Regions from separate parts of the Mus musculus genome. Here all the other regions are linked to region 1. The links are chromatin loops, found by intact Hi-C in ENCODE. Cell type or tissue: left cerebral cortex. All regions are shown on one strand. Each heading gives the region's core, and the rest is flanking DNA. Links, peaks and the distances in the headings are about the cores only.

Region 1 (7,277 bases), core at 1,465-6,464:
TCACTGCCCTTTTGAGACCCACTCTTAGAAGTCCCTTCTCTGGATTCACCTCTAGATCCCTCACCTGTAAAGCCACTGGCCTGGCTCAGGTCCACAGTACAGGCCAAAGCCAACAGGACCAGCCTCACGGTCCTGGACATCATCCCGTGGTGGTGTGCAGGCAGGGCTTTCGACTTCTACTGCAGTGGCCTGAGTCCTAAGCCAGGCTCGAAGGATTCTGAGCTGCCCCAGCCTGGAGAAAAGGTCCCTCTGTCCCCTGTGCTGTTGCTAGTGGCAGTGACTTCAGAGGAGCACTCACAGGGAGCAGTCCCTTATGGCTGCTCATTAACGCCAGCCACCGACCGGCATGGCTGTGTCCCTGGGGGCGCCTGCATGTCAGAGCCTATTCTTGCTCTGAGCAGATGGGATCTTTGAGGAAAGGTGAGCAGTAAGCAGCTTCGGCCACATCAGTGAGTCTCATCTTGTTTGTACGTAGAAAATGCATTTCAGACCCAGATCTGACTCTCCACATCGGACACGAAAGTATTCCATTACCCAGCTGTTCCCAGCTGGCAGGAGAAGACAGGCCCACATCAAAGTGTCACCTCGGCTCCAGAGGGGAGCCTTCACACCGCTCAACAATGGAGGTCAGAGGTCACAGCCAAGTTCGTCAGCTCCGTGCAGTCCCAACTGGGCATGGAAATGCTTGCGCTCACAGAGACTCTCTGTGCCCGTCGGGATTCAGAATGGAGAAAATATGAAATGAACAGCCGGAGGTGAGTGGGCAAGCCAGTGACCGGACAGCATCCGTGTGCCATGTTAAGTGGAGAGTGAGCTCAGGTATGAGAGGCCAGAACAAAACCTCCCACAATTTCCCCACACGAAGGTGCTGCCGTGGGGCTGGGTGAACTCAAACGCATCCAGGAATGGTAGAAGAGAGAACTGTCCTGAGGGTTGGTAGAAATGTTGATGATGTAGTCTGTAGTTATTAGTTATCATGTGATGCAGAAAGTGGACTTTTAAAGTTTCCGTCTGGTCTGGGGCTGGAGCCCAGTGGGTAGGATGCTCACCTGGGTTCAGTCTCCGGTATTTTAGAAACTGGGTTGGCAGCGCATGTCCATTATCCTAGGACTTAGGAGACAGAAGAAAGAGGGTCTGAGGTGTATTGTTCTGTCTTGTTCTGTGCTATACAGGGAGCTCAAAGGCTAGCCTGTGTTACATAAGAACCTATCAGAGGGACACACACATAAATATACACATATGTACTCCTAAACACACACACAATATATAATTGTACACATAAATATGCATATATACATATATAAATATGCATATACACTTGTACACTCACATAAATATACACATGCATATTCATATAAAGATGTCTGTGTACACATACATAAACATGTGCACACATATGAATATATGTGTGCAGGGGAGGTGATTGTGGGGTGGGGGAGGTGTCCCCACGACCACTGTGGTCAGCAGAGTGACTATCTGCAGGAGACAGAAGGTAATTTGGTTCAGTTTGACTAAGTGGGGGGTGTTGGTTCAAACTTCAGGAGTCTGACCCTGAACAGTTTATTTTAGGCATATTTAAGCACAGTGCACTTTGGAGAAATTTTTTCTGGTGCTAAGGAACGCAATTCTGTATCCACAATAAACTGAAGCAATCTAAGTCAAGGTCAGACATCACTACATCAAAACTCTTTGTAAAGTGCATTTGATACATTCTACAAAAATGGGCTCTACAGATTGAGAAGGCCAAGCTTCTGATAAGGGTGGGGGGAGGATCCAGTGTGGTCTTAGCCACATTGATAGTTCAGAGGTCACTAGGTTATTGATCCAACATGCCCCCAGCCTTCTAGGTGGATAACAGGCTATGCATCATTTCTTTGAAGGCACGACCTTGTGTATTTAACATCCCAAGTTCTCCTGGTGCTTGAGAATACATGGATCCCCATGCCTCCTACATCTCCTCTGCATTTACTTTTTAAAGAAAAAAGTGTGGCTGTAACAGAGGCCAGCGATGAGTGCACTGTCTGTATGTCTAGCCTAAATAATATAGGCAGGAAGACCACAGTTATAAGAATAGCTAACTGTCTTAGTCAGGGTTTCTACTCCTGCACAAACATCATGACCAAGAAGCAAGTTGGGGAAAAAAGGGTTTATTCAGCTTACATTTCCACAATGCTGTTCATCACCAAGGAAGTCAGGACTGGAACTCAAGCAGGTCAGGAAGCAGGAGCTGATGCAGAGGCCATGGAGGGATGTTCTTCACTGGCTTTCTTCCCCTGCCTTGCTCAGCTTGCTTTCTTATAGAACCCAGGACCACCAACCCAGGGATGGCACCACCCACCATGGGCCCTCACACCCTTGATCACTAATTGAGAAAATGCTTACAGCAGGATCTCATGGAGGCATTTCCTCGAGGGAGGCTCCTTTCTCTGTGATAACTCCAGGTTGTGTTAAGTTGGCACACAAAACCAGCCAGCATACTAACAAAAGGCCAAGGAAAGGGGGAAACTATGTTAACCATGGTGGACATTCAAAGGTCACCTTCGAGATTTTGTTTATCTCTTCATGCATACCATTTAATTTGACCATCGATTGTAAGAGACATATGACATTGACAACCAAGATTGTGCTTGACTAACGCTCTAGAGTAGCTTTTGTAGAGCTGTGCTTCCCAATCTGCCGGTCTCTTGGTTGATTTCCACTAATATTTTTGCCATCAAATTAGTAGTTTTCCTAATCCTGTAGGGCATCTTTGAGACCTCACTGTAGTCCAGGGGCTTGTAATTCCTGGGACTGGTAATAAGAAGAATCTTTGGCATGGCAAAACAGCATCATGCAGCCTCCTATCAAAGGTGAGCCTTTCCTCCCCTCTGACGATAGGCGTTTGCATTCTGCATGGACAGGCTAAGAGTTAGCATGCAATGCCGTCAACAAACGTAACAGCATCAATTTGGGTCAGTGTGTTCTTGTTGTCTTCCCAAAGCACCGGCTTATTCTTTCTCCTGGGGCATCTCCTTTTGATGGGCTTGTCTGCTCCCTTCAGATACTTCGTTTGTCAGGTGGTCTGTGGGATGCTATCCCGGTTGGACTCAACAGATTGGGAGCCATCTGGGACCTTGTTCATTTTCTGGAGAGACACAGGCATGTCTTCTTCCTGCCGTTAGGAGAACATCTGGCCCTTCCCGTTTAACATGTATACTAGGCAGTGTCTTCTTTAGGGTAACCTGGTTTGGAGCATCAGAGGAATTACTATCCTTTAGAGTGAAAAAATGTAAAATTAGCATCGTTGAATATGGCATAGTGTGTGGATATTTAGATGGATGTATATACTTCATATGCATATATATTACTGTATAATAAATACTGTATATATCATATACATTATATAAATAATATCAAATCTTGTGTATAATACATACACTTATAAATAATACTATTTATTATTACTTACATATTTTTATATATTGTGTATATTACATACAGTATTTAAATAATAATATCATACATTATTAAGTACTATATATATACATATATATATATATATAATGTTAACATTTAAGTATTTAATGGTATCATTAAACAATAGTTTGATTCTGTGAATTGTAAGGGATTCCAGTAATAGGATCAATATTCCATAATTTGCAAAAATTCCTTGAAGCGTTTGCTATTGCAAGCAGGATCATTATTGTTTTTTAGTTATAACGGGAATCCTAGAAAGGAAAAGGTGTATAATAAATTATTAATGGAACCCAAGGTTGTTTCACACCGGTGAGCAGAAGCAACAGTCACAAAAGTATCAACCATTACACGAACATACTGTAAACATCCGAATTCCGAGGTCCGAGTAGCATCTGCCCAATCTAATCTGGCATTAGATTTTAACCTGCAAGGACGGACTCAGCCACTAGAGGGCAGTGGTGTAAAAGAAGAACAAAAAGTTGACTTTTTTTTTTTTTTTTTTTTTTGCCTCTTAAGCTTAGCGGATGGTAAGGGACCTGGCAAATCAGAATCAGCAGGAGTATGAGTTATGAGAAAAGGTTGAGTTTATTGTCATACAGATACCTGAAGAGAGAGAAGCAACTGTGAAGTAACATGAGTAGTGGGCTTGAGGTTAAGTCTTGCAGTTTCTAAAAGAGGAACAGTTTCAGCACCGTATGCAGTCAGTTAAAATATTCAGTGGATGATAAACATCCAATAAAAGCTGATTGGTTACCTTGAGTTCAGACTGTTGAGTTGGACAAGTGGGCAGAGGGAGTAAATCCAATCGTTTTTGTGGGCGATGTGGACTTGCATTGTCCTTTTGAAGGGCCATCTGTAAAAGCGTTAAGAGCAATCTCTGTAGGGTTTTTAGATGTAACTTTGGGTAATATCCAGGGGTAGCTTTAAAAAGCTTTGAAAGGGGATCTTTAGGATAACCATGAACTATAGCTCTTGAGTAACATGCAAATGCAACCTGCCAATTATCATCAGTGTGGACCAAATGGCCAACCTGCATTTGTTTCAGAGGCACAGTGGTTTCCACAGGCTTCTCACCAGTAAGTTAAGATGTGTCCTTCAAGTCATTAGCAAGGCAAGTGTATAATTTCTTGTAAATAGGAGTTACAGATTGTTGCAGAGAATTACGACATGCATAAATTTGTCTAGTACCATTACCTTATTGATGTGTGATTCCAGTGGGTGGTGAGTAGGAAAGAAGGCTAAATAATTGATAAGGAAGTGAGGGATTTATTCTAGGATCTACCGCTTTATTTAATAAACTCACAACTCTCTCTGCTTTGGGTGTTATGATTCTTATAGAATTTAGCCCAGGGTCTCCAGGAAGCAACTTAAAGGGTGGAGCCAAGTCTTTAACAGTGATAGGCAGATAAGAGCATACCCCAATAGACATGGCCCCCACAGTTCTGTAAGTAATTGAAGATACATTGTTTTGGAAGTTTTAAGTGGAGACAATAATGGAGATTTTGAAATCTGGTGAAAACTTTCCTGGTGATAACTCAATCCCATGCGCCACGACAAAGCTTACATCAATCTCCCTGAGGAACAACGGAAATACAAATCAGACATGACGACCTTGAAACTTTGTAAAGGACATGGAACATGTTCCATAACGTGTGTTCTATAGATTGACCGAGAAAAGGGTCTGGGGAGGATCCATCCTGTAAGGTCTCACTATACTCAGACAGTGCAAAGTTCATCAGACTATTAATCCCATCCACTCCCAGTCACTGTATGGGTATCAGGTTATACATCCCTCCCTTTGAAGGAAGAAACCTGCGTGTTTAATATTCCACACTACCTTAGCACTTCTTTATGAACACAAGGACCTCCATGCCTCCTACAAACATACATGTGCACATAACATATTCCCATGTGCGTATACACATAAACATACACATTGCACACATGTACAGATACATAAACATACATATTTATATGCACACAAATGTGCACATACATGCATATAAATACAGACATGTACATACACATAAATATATACATGTTCATGCATGTAAACATATACATGTACATACCCACAAATATGCACATGTTTACATAAATATACACATGTACAAACATAAACATACACATACATACACATACAAATATATACATATGCATGCATGTAAACATACATGCATACACATAAACATACACATGTACATGTGCATATAAATATGCACATTATACACATATACACACATGTATACACATATAAATATATACATGTGCATGCATGTAAACACACATATACATGCGCATAAACACATAAATGTACATATACACAGAATTATGCACATGTACACACATAAATGTACCCATGTATATACACACATATATACACCTGTATTCACATATGCATATACATGTAGATACATAAACATATACTTGTACTCATATAAATATACACATGAACATACATACATGTACACATGTATGCACATATATTTACACATATTCCATTATTAGCACATGACCCTGAGACCTGGTAATGTTCTTCAAAACCTCTAGGGAAAACACTGACTCTCACAGTGTTTTATCTCAGAGTAGCAGAAACTCTCATTTCACCCCAGCTGTCTAGCAGGAGATCATGAAGATAACCCACACCAGCAGTTCAAACATCCCCTTGCTGGCTACAACCTCCTGCCTCTTGGCCAGTTCAGGACCTCAACCCTGCATGCCTTCCATTTACCTCAAATCAGCCAGCCCTCTGCTTTCCCTGCCTCACCATAGATCACCTTAGGCTGCAGGCCTATCACTTCAGGAACACCCGGGTCCCATGACCTCAATTGTCTTTCTGTCCCACCTCTTCCTCCAGCCCATTTGGCAAAGCATGCATGGAGATGCACAGAGCCATCTTTCTGTTTCCATGGAAGCCTGCTGGAGAAAGTCATGTGACCATCTGGATAAGGACTCAGTATCTAACTAGCTTCTACATTCCCTTCCTATCCTACTTCCTGAATGACTATTTCAAATATTTCCCCTTTCTAAAATCTACTTCCACTCTGTTCCTACCTCAAGCCATGTAGCACATTTATGGAAGACAACTATATGTGCTGTTCTCAATCCCGTGAGCCTTCTGTGCCGTCCCCTTCCTCCCCTTCTGTGCTTGGGACAGTGGGGATGTCCCTCTGTATCTAAGCCCTGCTCGTACTTGGACTCTCCCACCTTCCCAGTCTCCTAGGGTGCGTCTTCCTGATTCTACCTCTGCGTTCTCTTATGAGAACTCTCTTCCTCTCTTTGTTGTTTTGTTTTGGAGTTAGAATCTCACTACGTAGCCCAGGATGGCCTGGAACTGGCTATGTAGCCCAGGTTTGCTTCAAACACAACGTTTATTCTGCCTTCATCTCCCAAGGACTGGGATTGCAGGTGTCTATCATCACGTGTATGTAGCTAAATCTTAGTTTGACTGATCTTCTCATCAGTCGTTGGCTTTTAGACATGCTTTGGTCTTCCCAAGGGGTGGGGGGAGAAGGCAGGGAAGGAGGGAGGGAAAGAAAGAACTCTTTCCCGTCACTTCATAAATCCCTTCCTTTCCACAGCCCACATGCCTACTGTCTGTGTTTCCCTGGTTCCTCTCACTCCTTTACCTCTTTCTAAGTAGGGAAAACCTCGCAGAGATGCACCTTGTGCATGAAGCACATTTATCTCGAATGCACAGCTCAGTGAAGATTTACCTGCAGCCACTGCCTTAATCCAGATATGCAGCATTGGCAGGAATGTGATGTACCTGTCGTTTCACCAGGTATTTCCACTCGATGGCACACCTGGTGGGCAAGTCC
Region 2 (7,277 bases), core at 1,338-6,337, 200 kb after region 1:
TTCTCCCCCTCCCCCCAGTTTAGTTTCTATTTCATTGATTTCTGTTTTAATTGTTGCTCTTTCTTCTGTGTGCCTTGGGATTAACTGAAGCCTTTTCTCGACATGGACAGATTGCTAGAGTCGCTCTCTTCTGAAGGTTTTACAGTGTTACTGTAAATGGTTCTCTGATCTTGAAAGAGAAGATAAACTCTGCTTGCTTGAGAGGGGGCTGTTCCACAACTGTCAGCTCAGTACAAAGGCGAGGCCCCTGTACCTTGCTGGAATCACCTGTCTGCATCCTAGCATTTGTCCCGTGCACCCATCCATGCAGTTTCCCTGTTTGTGGATTTGTCTTCCAGTCTCCTCTCTGGCTCCTCCTCCCTGTGCGGGTCCCTCTGCATTACCTCTTAAAGCCCTTAGGGGCCTCCTCCAAATCAACTCCTTCCAGCCCTGTTGAGACGGGTGGTTCCGGTGGGGTTTCCCTAAGTGCCTGCTGGAAGCCTCCTTCTCTTTGTGATAGGGTTCCCTTCTGCCTTTTCCCAGTGGCTAAATGACACTGGTCTATACACCACGCTCCACTTGCTGATGCTAGAGGCTCAGACTCTAATTCCATCTGGCCTGAAAGCAGGGACTTCTAAATCTAAGAATGGAGTCTCTCCCAAAGTGCTGATGTCCAACAATAACAAGAACTCCCCCCAATATATATATATATATATATATATATACACACACACACATATATATATAATGCATACACATATTTACATTACACACTATACACATACAAACCATATACATAGACGCATAAAAACATATATATGTACACAAAAACATATATATTCAGAGACATAGACACACATTCAATACACAGACACACATACACATAGATATACATACACACACACACACACACACACACACACACACACACTGAAGGATGAGATAACAACTTGAGAGTCCTTTATGAGCCCAGAGTACGTAATGCTTTGGTTCACTTCATAGGCACAGATGCTCAGGCATATAAATTCTATCAGCACAAACCATTTACAGTGGTAAGACTAGAAAGAGTCCATGAGATGGCTCAGCAGCTAGAGGGGCTTGCAACCAAGCCTGACAATTTAAGTTCAATCCCCAGCACCACAGAGTGGGAGGAGGGAGCCAACTCCCACAAGTCGTCCTCTGATCCCTACACTTGCACAGTGACGCAATCCCTCTATCTCAGTCCTTTGAGGAAGGCCATTCCGAACACAGACGTGTGCCCCAACTCACTGGCAAGGCTCTGCCGCCCTCAAAGGTGCCAAGGAAAGCCAGAAGCTCATTGGCAGCGTCGCGTGGGCCCCGCTACCCGGTGGCAGCTTTGGGAAGAGAGTTAGGGGATCTTTTTCTTAAAGACACTGAGGACAAGCCCTCTGACTAATAGTTCCACCTCCCCTGCTCCTGCTCCCTGAGCCCTCCGGAGATTCTCGGAGATGCACAGCAAATTACTCCGCAACTAGGAGTTAGGTTGTGGCCCGTGTGCTAAATCAAAGGCTGCGTGCCTTCTGCTTACTCTCTCGTTGTTTTTCTCTCCCATCTCCCCTCCTGTCCTATTTCTCCTTTTAATATAGCCACACAAAAACGCCTTTGCAGCTCTGGCGCTTTGGAGAAGCAGCAGAGGTAAATATAGGAGCCAGGGCAGGATCTTTGGTTGCTTTGTTGTCTCGGAGGCAAGGGAGCAGTTCGAGCCTGGTTCTGGATAAAAGCATTGAGTCGAAGGGCACTGATTTAAAGGAAAGCTGAGCGGGGCCAGGGGCAATGCCCTGCCCACTGGGCTCCCTCTATTCGCACTGGCATTGGCAACAGAGGTGGTGGGACCCCTCTGTTGTGTGTGCTTCCCTGTTACTTCCTAAGCGTTAGGAAGCAGGCGATGTGCCGGGAGCTGCTCCTCCCAGCCGATCTTCCTTAGACCACTCCAAGTGGAGAAGTCAGGGCGGTCACCCTCAGCACAGCTGATATGGAAAAATCCCACCTCTGGCTTATTGTTAAAACATCTTTGTAGTTAGATTCCCCGGTGGCCTTAGCTCTCAACTCCTTGGCCATTTGTATTTTCAGGTCGCTTTGTTTGAACCGTACTTAGCCGCACTTACCGTAGTCGGTAACGTAAAACTCATACATAGTCTGCTGGGAGCCCTTGGGTATCTCCGGCAGGTTCAGCTTGCTCCCGTGACCTCGGAGGAAGACTTCCAGTTTTTCCCTGCTATCCAGTTCCAAAAGGGCTCCCAGGCTCCACATCAGACCAAACACAAACAGCTTGTGGAGGTGGTCCCCCGACGAGACGCCACCTTCTTCTTTGGAAGGGATTAAACCTTCCAGGAGATTGAGAGACTGGAAGAGATTTCAGATAAGATCCATTTTTTTTTTTTTAGTCTCAATTTTAAAAATGCGCAGGCTGACATTTTTGAAAGGAGAAAATGGAAAGCAAGAGGGGGAAGAGAAAAGAAAACAGAAATAATATCTCAAGACATAGCCTGATGAGTGTCCTTGCGGTCCCCAGTGTTAGAGGACAGATAAAGCTTCGGTCGGGCTGTGTGACCAACGGAAGTGAGGAATGAGTTGGGAAGCCACAAGTGTGGGTTCTACCCCAGCTCCTGTGGCTGGGTCTGCTTTCCCCATCTAAAAACTAAAAGGCCTCCTCTGTGGCTCCTGGCTCCAAAGTTAGATTACTAGTGTGCGGATTCATCCCTCTTTCTCTAGGGATTCAAATCTCAGAGCCCTCACCCCCCAAGCCACTTAAAAAGAGCTCCTAGGCTGTAGGACTTCCTATACTAGGTGCCCCGTGAGGCAGCCGAGCGGAAAGCTTCAGGTGTTTTCAGAAGGGTGGGTACAAAGCAGAGCGGAGTCTCACCTGCATGATGTAATTACACTCCAGGAGCTGCATCTTGGGGTTGAGGCTTAGTTTCATGTACGTGTATGCGTCTTCAAACACCTTATCATACAGACTCAGGAAGACGGAGGCTTCCTGCTGGCTGCGCTTCTTCAACCATGCCTGAGGTCAAAGGACAACATCTAAGCACTAGGAAAGTGTAGAGCTGCCAGTGCGACTCTGTAGATCAAGTGCTTGCTTGTCTTGCGAGCTCGGAGACGTGGGGTTGATTCCCCGAACTCACATCAAAAAAAAAAAAAAAAAAAAAAAAAAGCCGGATATGCTGGCATGTGCTCATGATACCAGCGATGGGGTTTGGGGAGGGGGAGGGGACAAGCAGGTCCTTGGGACCCCCTGGGTAGTCAGCCTAGCCTCCTTGACAGGTTCCAGGCCATTGAGAGACACTATAGACAAAGTAAAAGAAGTGTGGATGGTAAGGTGGCTTAAAGAAAAACACCCAAGGTTATCCAATGGCATCCCCATGTACCCGTACACTGGGCTATCTGCACACGCGTGTACACACGTAAGCAAAAATGAGAAGAGCAGAGACCTGTAGACCCTGGCCTGTTTCCGGTCCCCACCTGTAATATCGGCCTCCAGCTGAGAGCCGAGCTGCTGATGTATACCATGCCCATCCTTGACACCGTGGCAGGAGAGGCGTTCTCAATGTTGTGCACCTCAAACAGCAGCTTACAGGTAGGGGCCATGGGGATGCGGTCCCCGTTAGCCAGGGTGAGCGTCTTGTTATCGTCCAACACGGAGTTTAAGTTCTCAATCCAGATGGCATCCACGGGGCCGTCTAGGATGAGGAAGATGTTCTCACCTGCAAATGAGGACGGGAAGTAGGGGAAGATAGATCGGTTTTTCCTTCTGCAACTAATGAAAACGGGAAACTGAGCAAATGCAAGGTCCGTTCTAATAAGCTCGCAGGGAAAGAGTGAACTCGGAGGGAGGCCCGTGCCTACCCTTTTTAGCTTTTAATGTCTTCCTCCACAGAGTGGAAAAGATCCCATCTGTCCAGTCGTTGGTGGCTGTATCCAGCCTGCCGAACATCTGAGGCGCGGTAATCGCCTTTGGATTCATTCGCATCTCTCTGTGAGGCCTCCCACACTCCGTTAATGATTTCATCAGAATTGTTATGACCGTCGTCTTCCCAGAACCGCTGGGCCCGAGGGTCATCAGGCCATGCCGTACCAGAGAGGTCTCATATAACTACACCATCAAATGACACATTGGGAAACGTAGGTTATTAGTCTCCGGCTGATGTTTCTGCGTGCTAGCTGAAATTTTAAAGGCTTTAAATAATATCTAAGTGTCCTTTGTTTCACTGGATTTGGGAAGCAAAACTAGTGTGGCGTTGAAAAACAACATAGGTGATAAAGTAATGATGTCGTGGGGCTTGAATTACATTTTGCAAATAATTAATTCAGGATCTGCTTTCTGCCTCATGTGACATGGGTGGGTGGGTGCGTGTGCTGTGTGGTGATGTCGCCCCCCAGTGGTGGAAAGCAGCAGCGCACAGCATCTCGGTAAAGATCTAGGGTGCCCCTGAGCCTGCCTCTGGGTCTCCAGAGGCACAGCTTGAATAAAGATTTTTGCATGTGGAAGTGATTTACTTGGGGAGAGCCCTCGGAAGATACAAAGAAGGGTGTGGATATTACAGTCCCAGGGATGGGAAGACTGGGGTAAGGTGCAACGGAGGACAGCTGCAGCAGGCAGACAAGCATGACCCCACCAGGGACTCTCCACCTAGAAGCAGAGGAACCTGGCCTTCCTATCCCCTCGCCCAGCCATCCTTCCTTGAGGGGATAGTACTTGGGAGCAATAAGTGCTCGGGAAATGCCTGCCCCTGCGCCCACACACAAAGTGCCTTCAGTCTTCCGTTTGCTCCGAGAACAAGAAGCATACATGGGTACGTGGGAGTGGGAGAGAGGATTTAAGGAGGCATACTAAGAACACAGCAGGGAGTGGGCTGTGGAAATAGCTCAATCAGGAGGGGCTTGCCTAGAGTACGTGATGCCCTCGGCTTCTGATGCACCGTGTAAGGGGGCACACTCCTATAATCCCAGCACTCCAGAGACAAAAGCAGGGGGGGGGGGCAGTCAACAGGTCAGGGCCATCCTCGACTATATAGGAAGTTCTAGGCCAGCCTGGGCTAAAGATCTAATGTAGTTGAGCCATAACACATGTTCACACTCACACATATGCACATCCATGCACACACACACACACACACACACACACACACACACACACACACACACTTGTAGGGAGAGTTTTGGTTTCTTTAACCACCCAGTGACCTTATGTGTAAATGTTTTTGTTTTAGTCCCAGGTGTGGGGTATGGGCCTGCTTCAATCTGTCTACAGCTGTTAACTATGATTGTCTCGTCCTCGGATCGGGGCAAGGGCAGTGGCATGGTTTTTGCCAGCTGCAGATAGTTTCATTCTGGGAACTCTGAGGAGGGCATACATGCCTGAGCCCTAAGAGAGGCAGGAAGAATAAGGAGGAGGAGAGGGAGGAAGACGGAAGAAGAGGAGGAGGAGGAAGAAGAGGAGGAGGAAGAAGACAACTGCTGCTTCCTGCAGCCTCCTGCTGCTCCTGCTTGCTCTTGTGATGGTTTAACAAGAAGCTGGAGCTCTCCTGACTGTGACGATCAGCCTGGCCCCAAGGAACACAATGCCCCTCTCATCTGCAGGAAGTAGTCTAAAGAGGTCTGTGCCCCCTCGCCCCTCTGACCTTCTCTTTCTCCTCCTTAGTGTTGGGGGCTGGAAGGGATCGGGGAGGAATAAGGGTCGGAAGGGAGGTAGACTTCTAATAACCCAAGAAAATGACAAAGCAATTATGCCAACAGATGCTCATACACACACCTGCACACCTCATGTACACACACACACACACACACACACACACACACACAAGCAAAGGAGCAGACCTAGGTTCCTCATGCTCTAGGGTGTGTCCCCTTGAAGCGTCTGCAGCAGGTAGTACTGCCAGGCCCACAGCAAGAGGCCTGCTGGGCCGTGCCTCCCCATCCCAACTATCTCCCATTCCAGTAACCGTCAACCTTCTCAGGAGGGTGAAGTAACAGCTCGACTAAATGACTGCCTGATTGCCGCACGACAGGGCAATGCACTCTTTCCTAAGACAAACGCAACCCTGAGGATTCGCCGTATGATGGTGGAGGCCTGGCATCTAAACTCAGTTTCAACATTCACATCTGGTAAGTATCGTGGGGTGGGCTACGCCGTGACCGCTGATGGGCACTCGCTGTGGGTTTCCGATGCCCTTACCTGCACTAATTTGAGGTTCCAGGGTGGGTGGTTTATCAGACCTTCTAGGTTAACCTGGTTGTCCACCGCGGATTGCAGTTCCGCGTAAGTACTGCTGTCCAGTTGTAACCCCGGAAACAGGTCGTTGATCAAGCTGAGGAACAGAGGCTCATCTTCGTCAACCTAGGAGGGCAGACATGAGCACAAGCGTACTCAGTCAACAGTTGTCTCTTAGCTAAGTAGGACATATGCACCCTGCCCCCGGTGACTTAATCCCACAGTGGCTGGAAATCTCTATCCAATCAGCATCCTGTCTTTATCTTTAAGGAGTAGGTTTGCGTAAGCTGACCCCCTCCCCCAACACTTGGTGTGCTGTGTCTTTAATACACAGATGGCTGTGTTCCCAACTTCCAGTCCCTTCTCAACTTCTTCTATCCACTGGAGCTCCCTCAGTACTTTTTATTTTATGATTTATTTTTATGTATGTGTCTGTGACTATGTGTGGATATGTAGACATGAGTGCAGTTACCCACAGACGCCAGAAGGGGGCGTAGGATTTCCCCACCCCACACCCCCTGGAGCTAGAGTTGGCAGTTTGGAGCCACTTGGCATGGGTGCTAGAAACTGAACTCCGATCTGTTGGAAGAGCAGCAAGTATTCTTAATCACTGAGTACTCCAACCCCCCAAACACACACACACACACATGCACATATCACACACACACACACCTCACTTATCTCACACACTCAGTCAAACATACATATGCACACTCACACACACATTTACACATATGCACACTCCACACTAATACTGACACACTCACAGTCACACACACGCATGCTCATACACATTTACACACATATACTCACACATATACAAACACATAGACACTCATACACTCACACACATACATACATACACACACATAGGCACACTCAGAGAGACACACACTCACAGACACAAAGACACACACACAGGCGGGCGTGGTGGCACACGCCTTTAATCCCAGCACTTGGGAGGCAGAGGCAGGCGGATTTCTGAGTTTGAGGCCAGCCTGGTCTACAGAGTGAGTTCCAGGACAGCCAGGGCTATACAGAGAAACCCTGTCTCAAAAAACCAAAA
Region 3 (7,277 bases), core at 1,581-6,580, 120 kb after region 1:
TTGTCATGGTGACACATAGAATTATAGATCCTCACCAGGAAAATCAGGAATTCAAAGTCATTGTCAGCTACACAGTGAGTCCAAGGGTAGCCTGGGCTACCTGAGACCTTTCTCAAACAAACAAAGCTTATCTAGGTCTCCACTGACAATTCCTAGAGAAACTGCAGGAGATTCTTAGTGAATGCCTGTTGGATCTGTCGTCGTGAAGGTTTGGAAAGTCATGTTCAAGGGTTTACATCTTCCAAGCTGAAGAACTCGACCCCCTGCTAGCTTCACTCTGTAATTTTCCCATCTCGGGTTTTAAAAACTAAGAATTTTTATTGTACGCATGACACATCTGTCTGTAAAACTCTCGGGCCATCCTCACACGGCTGTCATGGCCAAACTGAGCAAGACTCGGAAGACACCTACAAAACTGTGGCTGTTCAAAGTTGTTCAATTGCCTGTGAATAATCAGACCGGACTCGGTTCAAAGGATGGAGTTGCTTTGATGTTCTGGGGATCTATTGTGCTTCCCTCTGTGTCAGTGTGGATGTGGCGTGTGTGAGGGAGAGGATGGCCTCAAGTACCATCCTCAGGATGGCTGTCTACCTCCTTCAAGTTAGGTCTTTCCTTGACCTGGTGGTCACCAGTTAGGCTAGACTGGCTGATAAGACTGGCTGACCAGCATATAAATGGTAGCCCTAATATCTCCAAGCCCTAGGAACCCAGGAAGTCATACAGATGAATCCAGTTTCTATGCTGATAAGTTTCCCTCCTGGCACTTGTGAGATTCTAAGGAGGGTCTTTATGTCCTCTAGAGCCCCCAGTCTAGCGTCCAGCTTCAGTATCGACATGGACAGCGATTCTGCTTCTCTGAACACATACTATTTTTTTCTCTCCTCTGCCTTATCCAACACAGGAGCATGTGTGCCCGCTTGCACGTGCTCACACACATACATACAAGCACACACACATGTGAACATGTATACACTCACACATGTATACAAACACACAGACATATGTGCACATGCACACATATATACAGGCACACAGACGTATGTACATATGCATGCATGCACAGATACATACATGCACATATACACATATGCACATGCGTACATGAACACTTAGACATACACACACAACACACACACATACACACACACACACTGAAGCCTTCATAAGCCATTTCTTCTTACTGCTGCCATTCCAAACCTCACCTCCTTCACAGTCCCACCTTTTAAAGAAATCTATGAGCTAGGATAAAACCATGGACAAGTCATAAAAGGATGTCTATGAAAGAAAGACGGTTTTAATCACTGAATTTCAAGGTATGCTTTTAAAATATTAACAAAACCATTAGCTTTAATTTGGATCCTGTTGTTCCAACCCTGTCGCAATACAGTGAAGGGCAGAAAACAAAGGATGAAGTTTAAAGCCCTCTCAAAAATGAAGGCGCTTCTAGTACATCTTGACCTGCACCTCTTGGGTTAGGTTGTCAAATGTTAATGTGACTCTTATCCCCACTGCTTAACCAATTGACTAAAAAAGGACAACGAGCCCAAGAAAAAGAGTTTCTACAGAGCAAAGGGAAACCATTGGCAAGATGAACAGACGGCCTGTAGAATGGAGGAAGCTTTTGCCAGCTCAACTTAAGACAGGGGTTAGTATATAGAATATATAAAGAATTGCAAAAAGTTAAGCACAAAAAAAAAAACCTACTTCCTGCCAGTTAATAAATGGAACTGTTAAAATAGGTCTCAAAAGGAGAAACACAAATGGCTAATATTTTACAAGTGTTTGGCACCTCTAGCTGCCAGTGTGATACAAATTAAAATGACATTGAGATTCATTTCATCACCCACCCACCCCAACCCCAGGTCAGAGTGGCGATTGATCAATCGATTGAACCTTCAAGAAAATAAACAGCAAAAGCTAGTGAGGGTTGGGGAAGGAACTCGTGCTTGCTGCCATTGCCAGTGCAAATTAGTGAAGCCATTATGAAAACCAGTTTGGAGGGTCCTTAAAAACAATTACAAATAGAACTACCATCTGACGCAGCCATAACAGCACCACCTAAAGGATTCTCTATCTTACCACAGAGGTACCTGTGTATCCATAGTTATTGCTGCTCTCCTCAGAATAGCTAGTAAATGGAGCCAGCATAGATGCCCATTAGCAGATGGGTGGACAGTGGAAAATGCCACATACACACAACTGAAGAGGAGGGGCAGGGAGCTGGGGAAGTAGTTAAGTAGGGAGACTGCCTTAGTTAAGGTTTTACTGCTGTGAACAGACACCATGACCAAGGCAACTCTTATAAGGACAACATTTAATTGGGGCTGTTTTACAAGTTCAGAGATTTAGCCCATAATCATCAAGGTGGGAGCATGGCAGCATCCAGACAGGCATGGTACAGGTGTAGCTGAGTTCTACATCTTCATCTGAAGGCTGATAGTAGAAGGCTGGCTTCCAGGCAGCTAGGTTGAGGATCTTAAAGCCTATGCCCACAGAGACACAGCTACTCCAACAAGGCCACATTTTGTAATAGTGCCACTTGCTGGACCAAGCATATACAAACCATCACAGAGACTCCACCCAAAATCCATTTGAAGAATGCCATAAGGAAGCCCAGTGCTTTGTATGCTAATTAGAAAGACTGAAAAAAAAAAAAGCTGAGTAGACAGTGCTAGGAATGTGAACTGAGTTTAAAAAGTTCTTCCTGCCACTTACACTAGGAAGATATGCACAAGTGAGAGTTTCCAAGCACCATGTTCTACCCTGTCTATGGAGGATGTGATGGGATGGAGGGTGTGGTGTTGAGAGAGGGCAGGCTGTTGTTCCTTGTCCTGTGTGCATCTCCTGATGGCTTTCCAGACTCTGCATTTATGTTTCCTAATCTGGCTTCTGTTGCTGTAATAAACACCATGACCAACCTGAGGGAGGAAAGGGTTTATTTGGCTTGCAGATTACAGTACATCACCAAGGAGAGCCATAGCAGGAACCTGGGGGAGGCTGGAACCTTGAGGCAGAAACTGCAGCAGAGACCATGGAGGGCTGCTTCTTACTGGCTTGCTTCCCGGCTCCCTCTCAGCTAACTTTCTTATACAACCTAGGTCCACCTGCCTAAGAATGGTTCTGCCCGTAGTGGAACCTACACCGATCAGCAATCAAGAGAATGCCCAACAGGCACACCAAAGGCCAATCCGATGGAGACAACTCTTCTGTTGAGGTTTCCTCTTCCCAGGTGTGTCAACTTGACAGCAAAACTAACCAAGATATTTGGTTTGTTTATCTTCTTGCCTCCTGTTAAAATATTTGGTCCTCTAACCAGATTTGGAAGCTTGGCAGTGAAGGACGGTCTTCCAACTTTGTCTTCATGTGGTAAAAAGATTTGCAGTTGTCTAAGCCACGCTGGTCATCACTATCCTAACGAAGGAACCCCACCCCCACCCCCACCCCCACCCACACCCCCATCCCCCCCACCCCCCACACCCACACCCACCCTCACACCTACACCCCCACGCCCACCCCCACCCCCACCCCCACCCTCAGTGAGGTTGATTCCAAGGCTAACTTGGAGCTTTGAAGTTGCTGAGTAGACCTCGGAGACATTGAGGTAAGCCTCTTTTAGGTTGTTCCAGCAGTCAGGGTTGGGTAGAGCCTTTCACATATTCACATGAAAATAGTCACCGTGGTTTCTTCTACCATGTAATCCTCAAACTGCAGAGTCTAAGTCACTTAGTGAAATGGAACCTATTACTCGTTTTTACAAACCACAAATAAAATAAAATCAGGATCTACAGTGAGTTTTACCTAAGCATTTGACTTAATTTTTGAAATTTAGGGTTCAATTAGATGGGGGGAGGTGAATGGGGTGTAATCCTTGCTATGCAATTGCTGGAGATACTCGATCTGGCTCCATGGAAACACTTCCATTAATATGCTCACAGCGATGGCAGCCCAGCCATTCCTTAGAAGGAGAGCTTCAGAAACTGCCCCAGTGCTAAAAGCTGCCTCAGTGCCTGTCGCCTTCAGATCCATTCTTATTTAAAGCATTCTGGGTTGGCTCACTGACCGCAAAAGCAGAAGAGTTGGGGGTGGGGGAGGGGTATATTTTTTAAAGAAGACAAAATCTCAGTGGATGCTTTTTTTTCCCGTTCATACAAAATCATTTCGAGTTCTTGTGCTCATCTGATGTACAAGTATCCACCCACCCGCTGATCTCTCTAAATGACAATAAAGGAAAAGGAGAATCAGGCTCCGAGAGACAGAGACAGCTCGGCGGATGGACATCCTCTCAAAAGCCTCAATGGGCTAAATTGATGCCTGAGAGACAAACCACTCGTGGGGGGTTGGGAGTGGAACTAACTCCCCAAAGCTGTTCTCCAACCACCCATGAGCCATGTCACTAGCCACCACCACCCCCATAAATAAACAACAATGTAATTTAAGAACCTCAAAAAAGAGAAGAACCAAAATTTAAAATAAAATAAAACAAAGAGGGCTGGAGAGATGGCTCAGTGGTTAAGAGTGGTTAAGAAGCGCTTCCTGAGGTCCTGAGTTCAAATGCCAGCAGCCACATGGTGGCTCACAGCCATCTGTATAATGGGACCTGATGACCTCTTCTGGTGTGTCTGAAGACAGCTAGGGTGTACTCACATACATAACATAAATAAAATCTTTTGAATAAACAAATAAAATAAAGAACAAGCAGTGGCATTCACGACTAAAAAAGAAAATAAAGTAAAATACCAAGCAGGGAGGGCCTGGGAGCTTCAATCTTGGGTGTAGATGTTGGGGCTATTTACAACACTGGATCTCTTCAGAACAAGCAGTATTTTGGAAGCCCTGGGATAAAGTCTTGTTAGTACAATAGAAACACACTAGAATATAGAGAATACATGTGCTCTCAAGAAGTTCCCACCTAGTCGAGAAAATAAGACAATGTGACAGAAAACGAACAAACAAACAAACAAACAAAACCAACAACCAGAGGCCCAACCCCAGGCTTCTGGTTCACAAGGAAAATGAGGCTGCTCTGTAAAACCAGGTGAGAGGACTTCGAGTTTGGTGAAGGCGTGCAGAAAACACAGAAATACAAAGTCTGTAGAGAAGACAGCAGGCAGGAGGTCCTACTGCAGTAGAGGGTCCGAAGCGGAAACGTAAGGGTTCTTTGGAAAGTCAGCTGTGTTGGATGTGAAAGAATGTTTTCCTGAAGTGGACACAGGAGAAAGACTAAGACTAAGGAACGTTTGGCTGAAGCAGATGCAGGAGAGAGGATGTTCTACTAAAGCAAGCACATGAAAGGACACATGATGAAGGATTCTTTGCTAACAAACATGCATGTATTGGTCAGGACTCCACAGAGAGAAATACACCAAAAAACCTTATGGTGGCGTGCTGCAGTTTCTTGCCACTTTTGCTGACTCGGGCTGATTGGCAGAGTGATGTCAGCTGAAACAGACTCACGTACTGAGGCAAGACTTGTGCTGAGGCAACACACATGGAGGACACGTGCATGATGTTTGAAGGGAATATAAAAAGGACTTGACAAGCCAGTGACCAGAGAAAGCTAGGCTTGCTGGTACAGTTAGGTGTGTAACGCTTGTGGGTCTCGCATCTTTGTGGATCGCTTCGCTGAGAGAGAGGCACAGCCTAGAACTTCTCCTGGCTGAGACCTGGTTGTCTCTGCTAGGTAGTGCCACTGCTGTTGATTCCTGTTTGCTATCCCGACTCTACCGTACTGGGCTGTTGTTGTGTCCAACAAGAGTTTGCGAGTGGATTGACCTGCTGCTGCTGCTGTTGATCCGTTTACAGAGTCCACTCTCCCCGCCCCCGCATCTTTTCTTTCCCACTACCTCTGGTGGGTGGTGGACTACCAGCGAGGTTAAAGCATTTAAGAACCATGATTTAAAATAAGGTTTGAAAAAAATTAAAAGTTACAAGGGCAAGCTCCATAAGCAGCAGGGCCCCAGGCTCACTTCCTTCCGGGTGTGTTGGACCCAGGCTCACTTTCTTCAGGATGTGTTACTGTTGGAGAAAATTATTTAATCTCATTCCCGGGCTTCTACCCCGGTTTTGATCATTCAGTTTCTGGATAAAAGACGTGCAATTTTTATTATTATAATAAGCCTTAATCAGTACTAGAGCTGGACAGAAATCTACCCTCTAAGCTATTAGAATCTATTTCCCCATCAATAACCCTGGATTCTAATTTGCCATATTTCATCTGGGCTGCTTCAATTGGCCAACCCTCTTGGTCATAATTTCATGACTCATCTACTCCATAGTGGCTTCCTCCTCTCTCCACCTTCTTCTCTCCCCCTTTGTGGTTCTCCTCAGATCCCAAATCTGGAAACACCAAGCCTGAGATAGTCCTGCCTATCTCACTTCTGCCCAGCTACACACTGTAGGCATCATTGTTCACCAATCAGGATTGACTTGGGGTACAAGGTCACATAGCATCTCTGGGGACTACATCCTTGAGGGCAACCAGGCCTTGGGGCGGGGGCCACACTCTTCAGCCTTACAATTCATACCAAAAGACCTCAACAGGTTACAGGCAGCTTTTGAACACAAAGCTCCCTCCCCTCAGAGATTGGTAAGCAGGTCTGTGATGATTTTAGGAGGGCCAGGGTGTTTGCTCCCTATACCATTTGAATAATCTAGTCCTCCCCCCCCCCCCCGCCACCCATCGTGTGTGTGTGTGTGTGTGTGTGTGTGTGTCTAGAAGTCAGAGCTGGGTGTCTTCCTGTATCACTCTCAGCATTAGTTTTTTGAGACAGGGTCTCTCAGTGAACCCGATTAGGCTAGATGGCCTGACTGGCCTGCCCTAGGAAACGGCTGTCTCTGCTTCCCTGGCCATTGTTTGATAGGAGTTCTGGGAGTCTCAACCCAGGTCCTCGTGTTTGAGTGGCAAGCACTTTGCAGAGTTCCCTTTTCCCCTGAGGAATACACAGACCGGAAACTACCAAAGCAGTATGGGAGCATCCCGGAGTGACCGGTGGGACTATGCTCAGCAGAGAGGTTTTAATGGTGCTGAAGCTTGTCCTGATCTTACTCGAGGCTCGGTTGCACATCACTGGTGGTAGTTAACGCTCAAGCTTAGGCAAACAGCAAAACAGGGTGAACAATAAAATCAAAGGTACAAAGGCAGTGGGAGTAGCTTCTGCCACAGAAACATGGCTGCAGCCTAGTAAGATCCTAGTAAGTCCTGACTAGTAAGTTCCTGAAGGTGGGGGGGAGGGGGGTGGCAGGCGCGGGGGTGGGGGTGGGGGGGCTGAGAAGTGTGT

The links. Peaks named below come from ENCODE experiments on the same cell type or tissue, not always from the same donor. Only the 100,000 strongest peaks of a DNase experiment are listed, where the experiment ranks them.
Region 2: a loop joins it to region 1, with 3 times the contacts of the local background. A loop is called at or near these places in 25 of 42 quality-filtered maps.
Region 3: a loop joins it to region 1, with 3 times the contacts of the local background. A loop is called at or near these places in 20 of 42 quality-filtered maps.

Annotation. Positions count from the first base shown.
Region 1 is chr17:30,947,614-30,954,890 of GRCm38, reverse strand. Gm41562 (a long non-coding RNA gene) reads right to left here. Exons shown (of 3, transcript XR_876734.2): 2 at 4,211-4,309; 3 at 2,465-3,221. Umodl1 (uromodulin-like 1) reads right to left here and starts at 208. Exons shown (of 22, transcript NM_177465.4): 1 at 65-208. The coding sequence starts at 143. In left cerebral cortex, for the core only: a CTCF peak has its summit at 3,888 (motif pointing right); DNase peaks (open chromatin) are centred at 3,087 and 3,892.
Region 2 is chr17:30,743,574-30,750,850 of GRCm38, reverse strand. Dnah8 (dynein, axonemal, heavy chain 8) reads right to left here. Exons shown (of 93, transcript NM_013811.3): 49 at 6,176-6,337; 50 at 3,847-4,093; 51 at 3,463-3,704; 52 at 2,864-3,004; 53 at 2,106-2,343. Among named protein-coding and RNA genes, the nearest start is that of Gm24661, 35 kb to the left of the region's middle. In left cerebral cortex, for the core only: a CTCF peak has its summit at 4,387 (motif pointing left); DNase peaks (open chromatin) are centred at 4,067, 4,397 and 4,742.
Region 3 is chr17:30,822,806-30,830,082 of GRCm38, reverse strand. The region is part of intron 85 of Dnah8 (dynein, axonemal, heavy chain 8); the gene reads right to left. Among named protein-coding and RNA genes, the nearest start is that of Gm41561, 32 kb to the left of the region's middle. In left cerebral cortex, for the core only: no CTCF peak of the experiment used is centred there; a DNase peak (open chromatin) is centred at 4,011.